Linked DNA regions of Homo sapiens: region 1 is linked to region 2. A link is a contact called in ENCODE Hi-C or POLR2A ChIA-PET data. All regions are on one chromosome and are shown on one strand. The core of a region is the stretch at or near the end of the contact, and the rest is flanking DNA. Distances in the headings are between cores, read along the strand shown.

Evidence for each region. Hi-C counts contacts between places; a loop is a spot of excess contacts on that map. ChIA-PET counts read pairs that join two places held with the same protein, here RNA polymerase II (POLR2A). Pooled maps may share reads with other maps.
Region 1: a map of mammary epithelial cell shows a loop between it and region 2 (5-fold over the local background). The contact joins two enhancer-like sites. A Hi-C loop is called at or near these places in 2 of 168 maps with a recorded cell type or tissue (MCF 10A and mammary epithelial cell) and 1 of 50 pooled maps. POLR2A ChIA-PET finds 5 or more read pairs at or near these places in 1 of 52 experiments (MCF 10A).

The regions. Positions count from the first base shown.
Region 1 is chr4:138,033,443-138,039,925 of GRCh38, forward strand. All of the region lies in intron 8 of LINC00616 (long intergenic non-protein coding RNA 616), which reads right to left. The region is part of intron 3 of LOC105377447 (a long non-coding RNA gene); the gene reads left to right. Among named protein-coding and RNA genes, the nearest start is that of SLC7A11-AS1, 52 kb to the right of the region's middle. Within about 2 kb of position 2,474, at least 2 of the 41 ENCODE cell types and tissues checked have a DNase peak (open chromatin) inside an H3K27ac peak, as active enhancers do; they include mammary epithelial cell, where a contact is called at or near this core.
Region 2 is chr4:137,955,924-137,962,428 of GRCh38, forward strand. No RefSeq gene overlaps it. Among named protein-coding and RNA genes, the nearest start is that of SLC7A11-AS1, 130 kb to the right of the region's middle. Within about 2 kb of position 5,253, at least 3 of the 41 ENCODE cell types and tissues checked have a DNase peak (open chromatin) inside an H3K27ac peak, as active enhancers do; they include mammary epithelial cell, where a contact is called at or near this core.

The DNA.
Region 1 (6,483 bases), core at 1,224-3,723, 75 kb after region 2:
CAAATCTTGCTGCTACAAGGGTGCACTCCTTTGCACACGTGCTCTTGGACCTTTCCTGTCTTTCAGATCACATGTTTTGAGATGCAGAATAATTTATTAGTTAGCAGAGCAATGCCATATTACCAATATGACTGATTTGAATTGAAAAATCAAAGTATTTTGTATTGCCCTTAAAGTAATCTGTTGAAAGAGACAGACGGTAAAACAGGTGTAGGGGCTCATACAATAGACATATGCAGACTTTCTCTGCACACTAATTACAACACAAAATGCCAACGAGCGAAAAATAAAAAAAAAATGAACAAGGATTTAAAATACCTGAGGAGCATTTTAGAAATTATAGTATTTAATCCTGGTAAGCAGGAAGCTGTAATCAGTCTATTTTACTATATACTTAAGCAGGGTAATAACCATTGTGAGCCATTTGATTCTCCAGACAAATGATAATTCCTCTAGTACATCTTCTAATCCTTTTTGATAAGATGATCCCCAAGTTCTTTAAAGTATATTTTCTTTTTATAAAGGAGACCTGGATTAGAGTCACGGATTCCTAGCTTCAACTAGGCCAACTTTCCTCCCACAGAAGGAGGGACAAATTTAAAACATTCTTTTTAAGGTGTATTATAACTAGTCGACTTAACGTTATTCAGAAATGTTCAGAATTATATACAGAGTGGTGATATTTTTAATAAAAATAGCGTATGTTACAATTTTAAAGTTCATCTGTGAAATCGATAGTTATGAAATGTTTTTCATCATATTTCAAATTTTGACCATTAAACTTTCCTATCAAGAACTACATATAAAAGCTCTCTTACGTTTAAGCTGTTTTTAAAAGTAAACATTGGGCCAAGCGTGGTAGCTCACGCCTGTGATCCCAGGACTTTGGGAGGCTGAGGCGGGAGGATCACGAGGTCAGGAGATCAAGACCATCCTGGCTAACATGGTGAAACCCCGTCTCTACTAAAAATACAAAAAATTAGTTGGGCGTGGTGGCACGCGCCTATAGTCTCAGCTACTTGGGAGGCTGAGGCAGGAGAATCGCTTGAACCTAGGAGGCAGAGGTTGTGGTGACCTGAGATAGCGCCACTGCACTCCAGCCTGGGTGACAGAGCAAGACTCCATCTCAAAAAAAAAAAAGTAAACATTGATAAACCAGGAGTTAAAAAAAGCAAATTTCCTTGCAATAAAAGTATGATAAAATGTCACTAAAATACCATAAATTAAATTTGTATATTATTAATTATAGTTTTCAAGCTAGAATTAGTAAGAACACTGGTACCTATTTTTGAATCTTAATGAGATACCCAGCAAAGTGCCAAGGTTATTCTTTGGTAAATATGAACAAGATATGAAATATGAAAGCACCTGAATTTAAGATAAATAAACCTTAGAGGTCACTGGGTCGAGCCTCTTTAATTTGCACAGGAAGTTTAAACTGGGAAAGACATAGATATTTAAATATCCAGGCATTTAAATATTTAAATATCCAGGCATTTTCCCAGCACTGGTAATAAAGGCCAAACCCCTCAATGATGAATATATGTTGCAAGTCGTTTTGATCTGATAGCAAACATGCTGATTCATATTTTCTATTGACTAATCGACATGACATTGCATTACATACTAATCTAAAGGAAAGGCATTCTGAATCACCTCCTTTGTACAGGAGCAAATCTGGACTTGCAAGGAGATTTGCAAATATGAGCTAGTGCTAACACTGCTAAATCTAGTACCTAGGAAGTTAGGAATGAAGAGCAGACAGATCTTGTCCCTGCCTTGTTAACACTGAAATATCAAAGCAAGTCCTCAAGGATCTTACTTGCATTAAGGGCCTTTTGGTCTTGTGATGGGGAGGAAACTGAGGCAGAGCCTTCTGAACTGGAAATGGGAACTCAAAGTATGATGATTAGGGTCCCATGATAAAAGAGGGTTAAAACATCTTTAGTTCTTCAGAAATATGCTCTAGGGCTATAGGAAATGTTCCCACAGTTAGATGGAAGTGAGAGGGCACTATAAGGATCTAGAGGAAGGTAAAGTAAATAGCATTTATTTAGAACTTACTACATGTCAGACACTAAGCTAGATTGCTTGCATTAAAATATTTTCTCGACTCCTCGAAATTCTATGAAGTAGATATTTTTCTCTGAATGTGTGAGTTCCTTTGAGAAGACCACACATAGAATACATACGTTTATTAGTGGGTAGGAAAGATTTCTACTCCAACCCTAACGGAGCCCAAATCAGCTATGGTTATAGAATAGTGATAAAATGCACTTTCCAGAGCCAGACTAGCTGGGTCCAATGCTGGCAGGCCAGCTGAATGATAGAGAGAAGTCACTTCCTGTAAGCATTAGTTTTATCTGCTGTAAGACAGAACTGATAGAGTGTTTGTGGAAGTGAAACCAGGTAATGTGGGTGCAGATCTTAGCCCAGTGCCAGGCATCCAGTGAGATCTCAGCCCCCAGATCTTGCTTGTATTATACATCTTTCCAGCAGATGGAGCAATAAACCTATAAAAGCAGGGTTCTTGAGGGACCCAAAGGCCCAATCTCCTCAGAGGGACAATGGGAAATGTTACAACTTAGGGAAACACTGTTTCCTCTTGGAGAAAGCATTATGATGGCTCATAGCAAACAGTTTGGTTTGGAGCCAACTTCAGAAGACCCAGAAAACCAGTACAAGATCTGGGGACCTCAGAAATCTGTAAGAGGAACACTGATATATGGAAGGCCAGCAACCCTGACACTGGGGACCAAAATAGCCAGTGTTGAGTCAGCCGAGTAGGGCTGCCTGCAACATTTTCTCAGCTCATCACAAACTTCCCAATGTGGAGGAAACTGAACTCCTGAGGCAAGATGGGGGAATAATAATGATAACAGCTAGCACAAATGTTATCATCTCAGAATAGTGTCCTAAGTTAGAAGGAAACTGAGTGGTTAAGTAGCCTTCCCAAGGTCTCAAAGTTAAAAGTGATGAAGCTGAGAGTCTTACTCATTATGGGTTTCTATGGAGGTCCAGAGACACCATCTTAGCTCCCTGGTGCTCTCCTGTGTCCCAGTGAAAGAGTGTCTTAGTCTCCCCAGGGGTCATGGCTTTGAAAAGGAGAGTGTGACACGGAAGAGGAATCTTGTTTTTATAATTTTCTGTCTCAAGTTTCTTCAGGGTCCCTCTACAATAAAGGTACAGAAGATTATTCTCTATATACCCCAACCTCTTTGTCCTTCTCCAGCCTCACCCCAAAAGTGTTTTTGTTTGTTGTTTTTGTATAATTGTGCTTCAGAGTTATGTTTAGAAAGTTCTTCAATGGAAACAAAAAAACAAAAAAGATTTGTTGATGTTTGTATCATTGAGTTTCAGTGAAAGAAGCGGAAGCACTAAGAGATATATACATACATAATAATTTTTAACAGATAGTTGACTTCTCAGAATTGTGAGGCGGGCTTAGTAGTGTCTGTAAACGGTCGCCTTTATGTCTTGTCAGAGATGTTGGAACCAGAGCAATTCCATCTTGAATAGATGCTAGGTAAAATAAGGCTGAGACCTACTGTGCTGCGTTCCCAGGAGGTTAGGTATTCTTAGTTACAGGATGAGATAGGAGGTTGGCACAAGATACAGGTCATAAAGACCTTGCTGATGAAACAGTTTGCAGTAAAGAAGCTGGCCGAAACCCACCAAAACCAAGATGGTGATGAAAGTGACCTCTGGTCATCCTCACTGCTCATTATACTCTAATTATAATTCATTTGCTTACCAAAAGGCACTCCCACCAGTGCCATGACAGTTTACAAATGCCATGGCAATATCAGGAAGTTATCCTATATAGTCTAAAAACTGGAGAGACCCTCAATTCCGGGGTAAAAGGGTAAAGATTTTACCCCTTTCCTGGGAAAGCTCATCAATAATTCATCCCTCGTCTAGCATATAATCAATAAATAACTACAATTATACCAATCCAGCAGCCCATACCACTGCTCTGACTATGGAGTAGCCATTCTTTTATGCCTTTACTTTCTTAATAAACTTGCTTTCACTTTGCACTGTGAAATCGCCCTGAGTTCTTTCTTGCACGAGATCCGAGAACCTTCTCTGGGGGTCTGGATCAGGACCCCTTTCCTGTAAGAGTCTGATGCTGGAGCTCAAATTCTATAGGTCAGACAATCAGGATGGGAAAGTGGATGTGAAGTAAGACACAGAAAGAAAACACTGGAACCCACAAATACAAGCCTTTGAACCTGGTAGAATGGGTGTCTAAAAAAAGCTGGGACATTTATTCAACACACACACCTGCCTGGAAGTCAGAAAAACTAAATGCTTTCAAAGAAATGTGGAACAGTTGCAGGCCTGGCTGCTGCCTCACAACAATAAAGTGAACCAGCAAATAAGCAACAGTGTGTGAGAGTGAAAACGGCTGTTGCTGTACTTCTGCCCTCCAAATAATCCCAGAAGAATCTCTCATGTGGCCATCCTAACCAGAAACATACCAGAATGAGAATTCTGGGAAATGTAGTTCAGTCGAGCCAAAGTGACACAAGGCAAAGTGACCACAATCAGCCTCTTTTCGATTTGGCATACATCCACATTTCATTAAACCATACTTAACCTCCAAATAAAGGTAATAACAAAGTCAGGCCTCTGCCTACCAAACATACAATATCTTGAGGACAATCAAAAGGCAAGCTAACCTGGAAATACATGTCCAGAAAGGCAGTGTGAGGAGGTTTGTGGATCAGCTTCCCAGTCAAACAGCCATATTTGGTAAAAATTACTTTTTAAAAAATTAAGTCTTGAGACATTGTCCAAAGTACATACATTAAACATGAAGAAACATTTATTCAAGAAAATCTATTAAACTGTGGCAAGAACAGCAATAGTCTCCGGCATTTGAGCCATGACCTGCCCATTCCTGTCCTCTCCATACTGGAGGTGATAAGAGAGCCACTTCAGGTGAGTGTGGCCAAAAACACAGAGATCCCCCACACCTCAGCTCAAGGGTTGTGCTATCTCTCCCCAGGACGAAAAGCCAGCAGCATTTATCATCTCCCATAGCTCTGCATTGGCCAAGGTAAATTCCAGATGAGTGAAAACAAAGGGTCAAGGATCTCTAAGCAGCTCCCACTCTCAGAACATAAGCTCTAGCCCAGGAACAGCAAGCTGAGAATACCGAGGTTACAATCATCTTCACCCCAGCTCACTTATTGGATGGAGGCTGCAGACCAGGAGAGGCAAGCCAAAAAGACCAGGAATGACCAACCCTAACTGGCACACTGCTCAAAATATAAGGCAGGGGTTCCCAGGGACTGGCACCAGTCTATGGTCTTTTAGGAACCGGGCTGCACAGCAGGAAGTGAGCAGTGGGTGAGGGAGCATTACTGTCTGAGCCCCGCCTCCTGTCACATCCATAGTAGCATTAGATTCTCATAGGAGCTCGAACCCTATTGTAAACTGCACATGAGAGGGATCTAGGTTGCACACTCCTTACGAGAATCTAACTAATGCAGTATTCTGTGAGGATAAACAGTTTCATCCCCAAACCTCCCCATGCCATCAGTGGCAAAATTGTTTTCCACAAAACGGATCCCTAGTGCCAAAAAGGTTGGGGACTGCTGATGTAAGGGATTCCTCCAGAAAAAATGACCCACTGCCCCAGCTCCATACTCTGGAGCAGTGGCTCAGAGTTTTGTACAGAGAAGAGGTGAGGCATAAGAACAGAATGCTCTGAAGGTCACTCCAAAGGAACTGACTTTATATACAACAGAATATGGGAAGGTTCATGACTAAGGAAGCTCTCATAAACAAAGAAGATTTTGATTGGAAGCTATTATTAGGAGGCTGATTGCTCCATCAGAGCCAGAAGCTATAGGAAAGCTATAAGAAACGAAAAGGAAAATAGTAACAAGGTAGTCTATAAATTCATAGATGGTAGTTTTGACAGAGACACTAAGGAAATCTAAGGCAAATTCATATCCAGTGTGTCTATTCTGGTAAAATGAATGCCTTCCTTAATCAAAGCAGCCCATTGCCATCAACCTGCCCCCATGTAGCTTGCGGATACCCTTGGGGAATAGTGACATATCACTGTGATCACATTGGATGACTGATGGGGCACTAATTAGTGGCTATGGTCATATTGGCCTCAGTAAGTGGAAATACATGTATATAACCTCCATCGTACCACCATGACTACTTTATTCATCAACTGATTACATGAGACCTGAGGCTGACTGACATTCACCAAAGGAATCATTTTCTTTCTTGATTGTTATAATCCTTCTATAGTGAAGTCACTCTGGTGAGCATCCACACACAAATATCTCCAAAGATTTTGCCCATTTGACCATCCAGCAAATGCACCCATCAGACTGCATTAGCTGCAGTCTGAGTTGCTATACACCCATCCTTTTGGTCATTTCTCCTTTCAAACTAAATGGACAGCCAGGTATGAACCCTGAATTTGTGTCCACTGGAAGAATTTTCTTTCCT
Region 2 (6,505 bases), core at 4,003-6,502:
ACTTAGCCAATATGTGTTAGGCACTCTTTTCTTTACATATATTGTCTTAGTTAATTTTAATTCTTACATTCATCTCACCTCACATGTAAAGCAGATGTTACATGGACTGATATTCAGGTGCTTTGCCCAATGTGATTGACAGATTTTCTTATGACTGGTTCGTGTCTTCATAGCCATTAAATGTTTAAAGTATTATCTCTGAAGATTACTATTTCATCTTACAGAAAAGAATACTAGATTTTAGGTGTCACCACTGATAAATGAACATCTGGTAAAAGATAAAGTAGAGATACAAAATCCAAGGAGCTTAATCTTTATCACATGGTATATTGAATATTATTTTAAAATTAAATCATAATCTGTATTTATTCAAAGACTTACTTTTCCATGACCCTTAAGTTTTATCAGAAAATTTGAATAACATATAACAGAAACATTCCTGTGCAATGAAACATGTATGTAATCATCCAAATGCAAAACCACAAATTATCAGACACAGGAAGTGCAGTATTTCTGTTGTTATAACTGTATATGCCTTCACTCTTTCTCACCTGTCAGCAGACTATCACAACATAAATCCAAACTGAATAATAGTCTTGGAAATATCAAGGTAATCATTTCAACTTTGCTGTGTGTGTGTGGGGGGTGTGTGTGTGTGTGTATACGCATGTACGTAAGGATACAAAAATGTATCAAACCATTAATATACCAACTGGGAGTTCTTTTATTTACTTATTTTCTGTCATTTTACTAATACACATACCCACAGAAATATTTTTAACATAAAAGAATATCTTTTGGCCACCACACAATTATGAGATACTTTTAAATAAAGCAATCATATTTTATTTTGTTTTGTTTTCCTTGGACTAATAAAGCAAGAAAATTTGAATATTTCCTTATTATTATGTATAATAAAATATTTGAAAATCAATACAAGTTATTCATTTTTACAAAAACATATGGCGTCTGTCTCTATCTGGAGAAAATCTATACCCTAGTTCAATCTCTATTCCCTACAACACATCCGTAAGTCCCCACACAGCTAATCATGAAAATACTAATGAAACAAACACATGCTTTATTCATAAGCCTTGGCTTACTAGGCTCTTCTTATATTGCCAGAGAAAAGAAATATTAAAATAAATGATATCTGTGTTCAGTACTGAAAATAAATCAAAACAGCCACAATGCCAGTTATAATAGATTCCAGTCAAATGTCATTTTATCACATTAAACTGAATTGGCATTTTCAACAATTCTAGAATAATTTTAGTTAGATATAATTGGTTGAGTGGAATAATTAAAAATCCTAAATATATAAGGTGTTTCAAGGCAGTATATAATGTATGTCATATAATGCAAAGCAATATCCTTATTATGTTTTAGAGTTCCAGAATTATATATTAGGTATTTATGCACTGAACCATAAATTTCCAATTCACTAAACTGCATTCAATATTTATGAAATTAATCAGTATAATTTATGGTATTGCTTTATGTGAACAAAATTTATGTTTTTGTATCTTATTTGTTGAGGTAAAATGTTTGGCCAAAGAAAAAAATAATTGTTTGCTGGCAGCAGAATTATTCACAAAATCAAAAAGGAATAGGCAACTATTCATTGCACACTTCCAGGGGGCACCATTCACAATGAATACTTCTGCAGTTAACAGCCTACAGAACTAAATGTGGTGTGTTGGGTAGAATCATTTCAAGAAACTGTATTATCTCTAATTTCTAGCCTATTATGCTTTCTTACCCTTTGCAAAAATCATTTAGGACATTTTAAATAGTTTTGGCCTCTCTTTTATCAGCTGAGTCGTGGATCTTTTTTGAAACTTCTTTTTCCTCTATTAATTTTGCATTGGCTGCTATGCAGGAACCCCTTAGAGACATCTTTTCATTAGAGACATTTTAAACCACCATCTCTCCAGAAACTTGTGCCTTTGAACAGATTTAATGCATCAAATCCGTACATTCATCCAGCTGCTTAGACTTTGCTAATTCGTACATATGGCAGCAGTCAAAATTCAACAGAAAGTGCATTTAGAATTTTATTCAAAGGATGGCCTGAAACAGGAATGTCAAGTTAAATCTGCCATGCATTTACTGTTTGTCACAAATGACCCACAACAGAGTTACACTCTCATCAAGAATGACCAGTTAATTAACCTTCGTATAATTCAAAGTCATTCACTCATTACTGCAAGCAAGCAAAGTCATCACAAGGATAGCATACTCATTCTTTCACTGTAAGGAAATTGTTGCCTTTATTTTTCAGAATTTCCGTCTTTGTATTTCAAAACTAAAACTTGTCTTTTCTGGGAGGGATGCAATAGATGTTTTAATAATGAATTTGGATCTCCATCTTTATAAAAATCATTTATAAAAAGGCTATTGCAACATTTATAATTTTGTAAATATACTCTGTATTTTAGCCAATTATAATAATTGGCTAAAATTCTATATGTTTTTGGACCCTTTAAAAGTTAACATTTTGTAGCTCTCCCTAAAAAAAGGCGGGGGAGGTAACTTCTCTTAAAGTTCTCCCTACTGATACCTAGTATAAACTTATGACTCCAAAATGTCCATTCCCAGCTTAAACTTTTGTCTTGTAACCTGTATTACGTATTGACATGTCCATTTAGTTTTCCTTTAAGCACTTCAAACTCAATACTCCAAAAATGACCTTGTCGTCCTCTTGCTCTACTGTGATGTTCTTTGAATTAGTAAGTAGCACCACCATTATCCCAGTCACTGAGTCTAGAAATCTAAGAGTTAACCTGAACTACTACTTCTCTGTCATCTTTTACATGTACTTGGCCACAAATAGGAGAGTTCACCTTCTAAATATTTCCATCACCTGTCTCCTTCTCTCCTCAGCCACTGAAAGCTTCCTGGTCTAGGTCACCAGCATCTGTTGCCTGGGCATTTGGAATAGACTTATAACTTTATCTATCTGCCTCCAGTCTTGCTCCATTACAATCCATCCTCTGTTCTTCAAGCCAAACAATCTTACTAAAACACAAATCTGACACTTTACCATTTTATTTAAAATGTCTTGATGATATCCCATTTCCATTAGAATAATTAATTGCCCACCCTTATCACAGCCCCACATGAATTTTTCCCATACAGTTTTCCATCCTCGAATAATAGTATGCTCACCATCACTTCTCAGGCTCTGAGAATCTGTTTTCAGTTTCTCCATTAGATTATTGTCTCTTACCATCATACCTGCAGACTTTCTACATTGTCACACTGAAATTCATCCCCATGAGTTCCTAGATAGCACCTAACATTCACTTATCAGTTTAAGCATTATATAATCAAAGGGACCTAATCTGGCTTATTGAATTAACTCATGTCATCTGATTGGAATCCCATAAATCTTGTATGTTCCCTATATTAACACGCACTCCTGTATTCTCTCATCCCTCCTAAGCTTTTAAGTTAGTGTGGGTGTGGATCTATCCACCTTGTTCACTAGTGTAAGACCAGTCCCTATCATGTCTGTCATTTAAAAGCAGAAACTTCAAAAAAGTACCTTCTAGCTTGACATTCAGCCTTTACATATAATGTATCAGGATATAAAATATTTTAAAATAAAGCAGACATAGATTTAGGGGAGGGGATTATTTAGCAGCCTGAGCTTTGAGCCAGACTCCCAGTTTCAAAATTTAGGTCTGTCCCTCACTAGCTGTGTGAAGCTGTGTGACCTTGGACAGATTATGTGTCTCTGTGTGTTGATTTTCTCCTCTGTAATATGAAGATAATATTTATTCCTACCTTATAGTACTGATGTGAAGGTTAAAGGACAAAATATTTATACAGTGTGTACAATAGTGCCTTGCACATAGAAAAACTTGCTGTGTCCCTGTTAACTATTATTACTACTAGTGTTTTAGGCAGTAAGGTTTGGGGTCAGATTGTGTTCAAAGTCTTGCTTTAATACCCTCCAACCTTGTCATCTTGGTCAACTGATTCAAGTTTTAAAGCCTCAGATTTTTCTTCTTCTAAAATAAGGGGGACAGGAAGTGTTTAGTAAAAGTGTACCAACTAGTGTTAATGTTAAGCTATAACAGACAATTGAATTGGAATAACGTCTTGCTTAAGTTGAAATCTTGTTCACTTAAAGTTATTGTATTAGTAAATTTGACATTTAAACCTTAGTTCCTTTGACGTCAGTTGAAAATCTTTTTCATTTACTCTAATTAAAAATAGATTAACCTGCAATTCACATTAGGTATAAATGCTCAAGTTAAACAAATTAAAATAAATAGTAACTTAAATGTAAAGGAACTTCCTGTGAACTAGTTCAATCCAGAAAAAAAAATGCTATTTCTCTTTTCCTGTGAAATAAAGGTAAAAAATTTACTCTTGCTATTTTTAGCTTGCTTCTCAGGACTTTTGAAAACTATGGCTCTGTACATAATGTTATAGATTCTTTCCTTGTGTATATTCTTTTAAATGTAAATTATGTTAACTAATAACAGAAGGATTGAATTTTTAGCCATTTCAATTATTTTCCCCTTTGCCCTTTATTTTAATATCACATTTCTCTGGCATCCTCATTGCAACTCGTAGCATTTACCATGATAGGACATGTCATCTGGCACTTATTTCTCCCACGCTTCATAATGCTGACTCAAACAAAGGTTTTAAACAAAGCCAACTCATTATTACTAGTAATCTTATCATGCCATTATGTTTAAGCCATTTTCCTTTACTCCATACTGAATGAAATCAATATTCTAGTGTGAAATACTAATATATATATATTAGCCAAAGTTATCACAGCATGTTCAAAAGTGTAGTTTAGAAGCTAACAATATCAGCTATGCTGTTGCCTTTGCATAAGGTTTCAGTGTTTTACTGGTTGATGCAAAGGAAGTGTATTCTAATACACTGTGAGTCAAGTAGTCAAAACATTTGGATCTGGATCAGAGACAAACCACCATAAATCAAGCAGACTCTTCACTTATGAACAAGGCACACTAACATGACTGTTTCTTTAACAGCGGTTGCTCAAAGCAGAAAAAAATTTCCTCCTGCACTGATTTACAATGGACAATTTTCTGTTCCTCCAACTTTTGAACATCCTTATTTTGGAGAATTTCCACCTTTATGATTTGAGCTTCTCCAAGATAGAATCCACAAGACTTAATTTCTTCATCTTTGGTGCTCAGGCTCAATGAATGAGATCACTAACACAAGACCTCAATTCAAAATTGAGCAACAGGAAGGAGAATCTATCTGCACAGAACCCATTTTGCTTGAGGGCAGTGGCAGAAGCAGCTGGATTTCTGAATGGCAGAGGTTGCAAAATTACATTTCTGGGTCTGAAATGATTCCAGTAGGGGTGATAGTAAATTGGAGTTCCTGGCAGGAGGGTGTGGAGGGTGGGAGTAGTGCCAGTTTAGTCAGCAAGCCAGCTCTTGGCATAGTTCTGGGCAGTGTTCCTGGAAGCTGAATCTTGAGCCTGGTTCTTTAGCACCCTAGCATTCCATGAGTTACCCATTTTTGTTATTGTTAATAAACACCTTTTCTGCTTCATTAGTCAGAGTCAGTTTCTGCTACCTGCAACAAGAATCTCTATAAATATCATAACACAGCAGTCTGTGTACAGCTCCAAATGTTATCAAGCCTAGTTGGAATTGTATCCAGAGTGGAAGAAAAAGAATACAGAAATTAAATTATAAAACTATTATTTTCAAGTACAAATGATTACCAGGAGTGGTCTTAAGTGCTTACCATACATTATCTCATTTAATTTTCACAAGTGCTTGATGAGGAATATAGTATCCCCATGAAGCCAGTGCATAAACTGAGGCAGAGATTAACTAACTTGCCAAAGATCTTAGTGCTATTGATCACCAGAGCCCTATGATAGAAGTAGATCTAGTTTACCAGTATTCTTGCTTAAGGGTCACTGAAATTATTTCATATTTCTGGTAAGTTTCAAGTAATAAAGTAATGGAATTATCTTGCCATTGTTATCCATATGACTCTATTTCCAGGTGGCTGGAATAAAAATAAGAGCACTGGCAAGCGCTTTGCCCTTTTCTGGCACTTTATCCCATGCTTATCTAGGGATTCTCTCCAGTGTAAACCCTATATCTGTACTAGATTCTAGTACAGATATAGGTCTAGGGTTCTCTCCAGTGTAAAACCTATATCTGTACTTGAGCACATTAAGCGTCGACTTTCAACCATGACTGGATAAATAGGTTCCTCTTCCCTTAGAAGTCAACATAAAGTCAGAGTAATCCTGGTTCTTTTCTTGTCAGTTACTGAGAACACTTAGATAATATAAACATTTTTATACGGGCCCTTGTTAGAAGGAATAAAGCAACTTGAAATAGGAAAGCTGCTCAAAATCTATAATGAAAAAATATTGGAAAATTCTATCGAAATTGACAAGGTAGTTCCCAAAGGTATAATAAATGGTGGTAACTGTTTATCATCTCTAAGAATACATGGCCACAAAATCAAAAGTTCT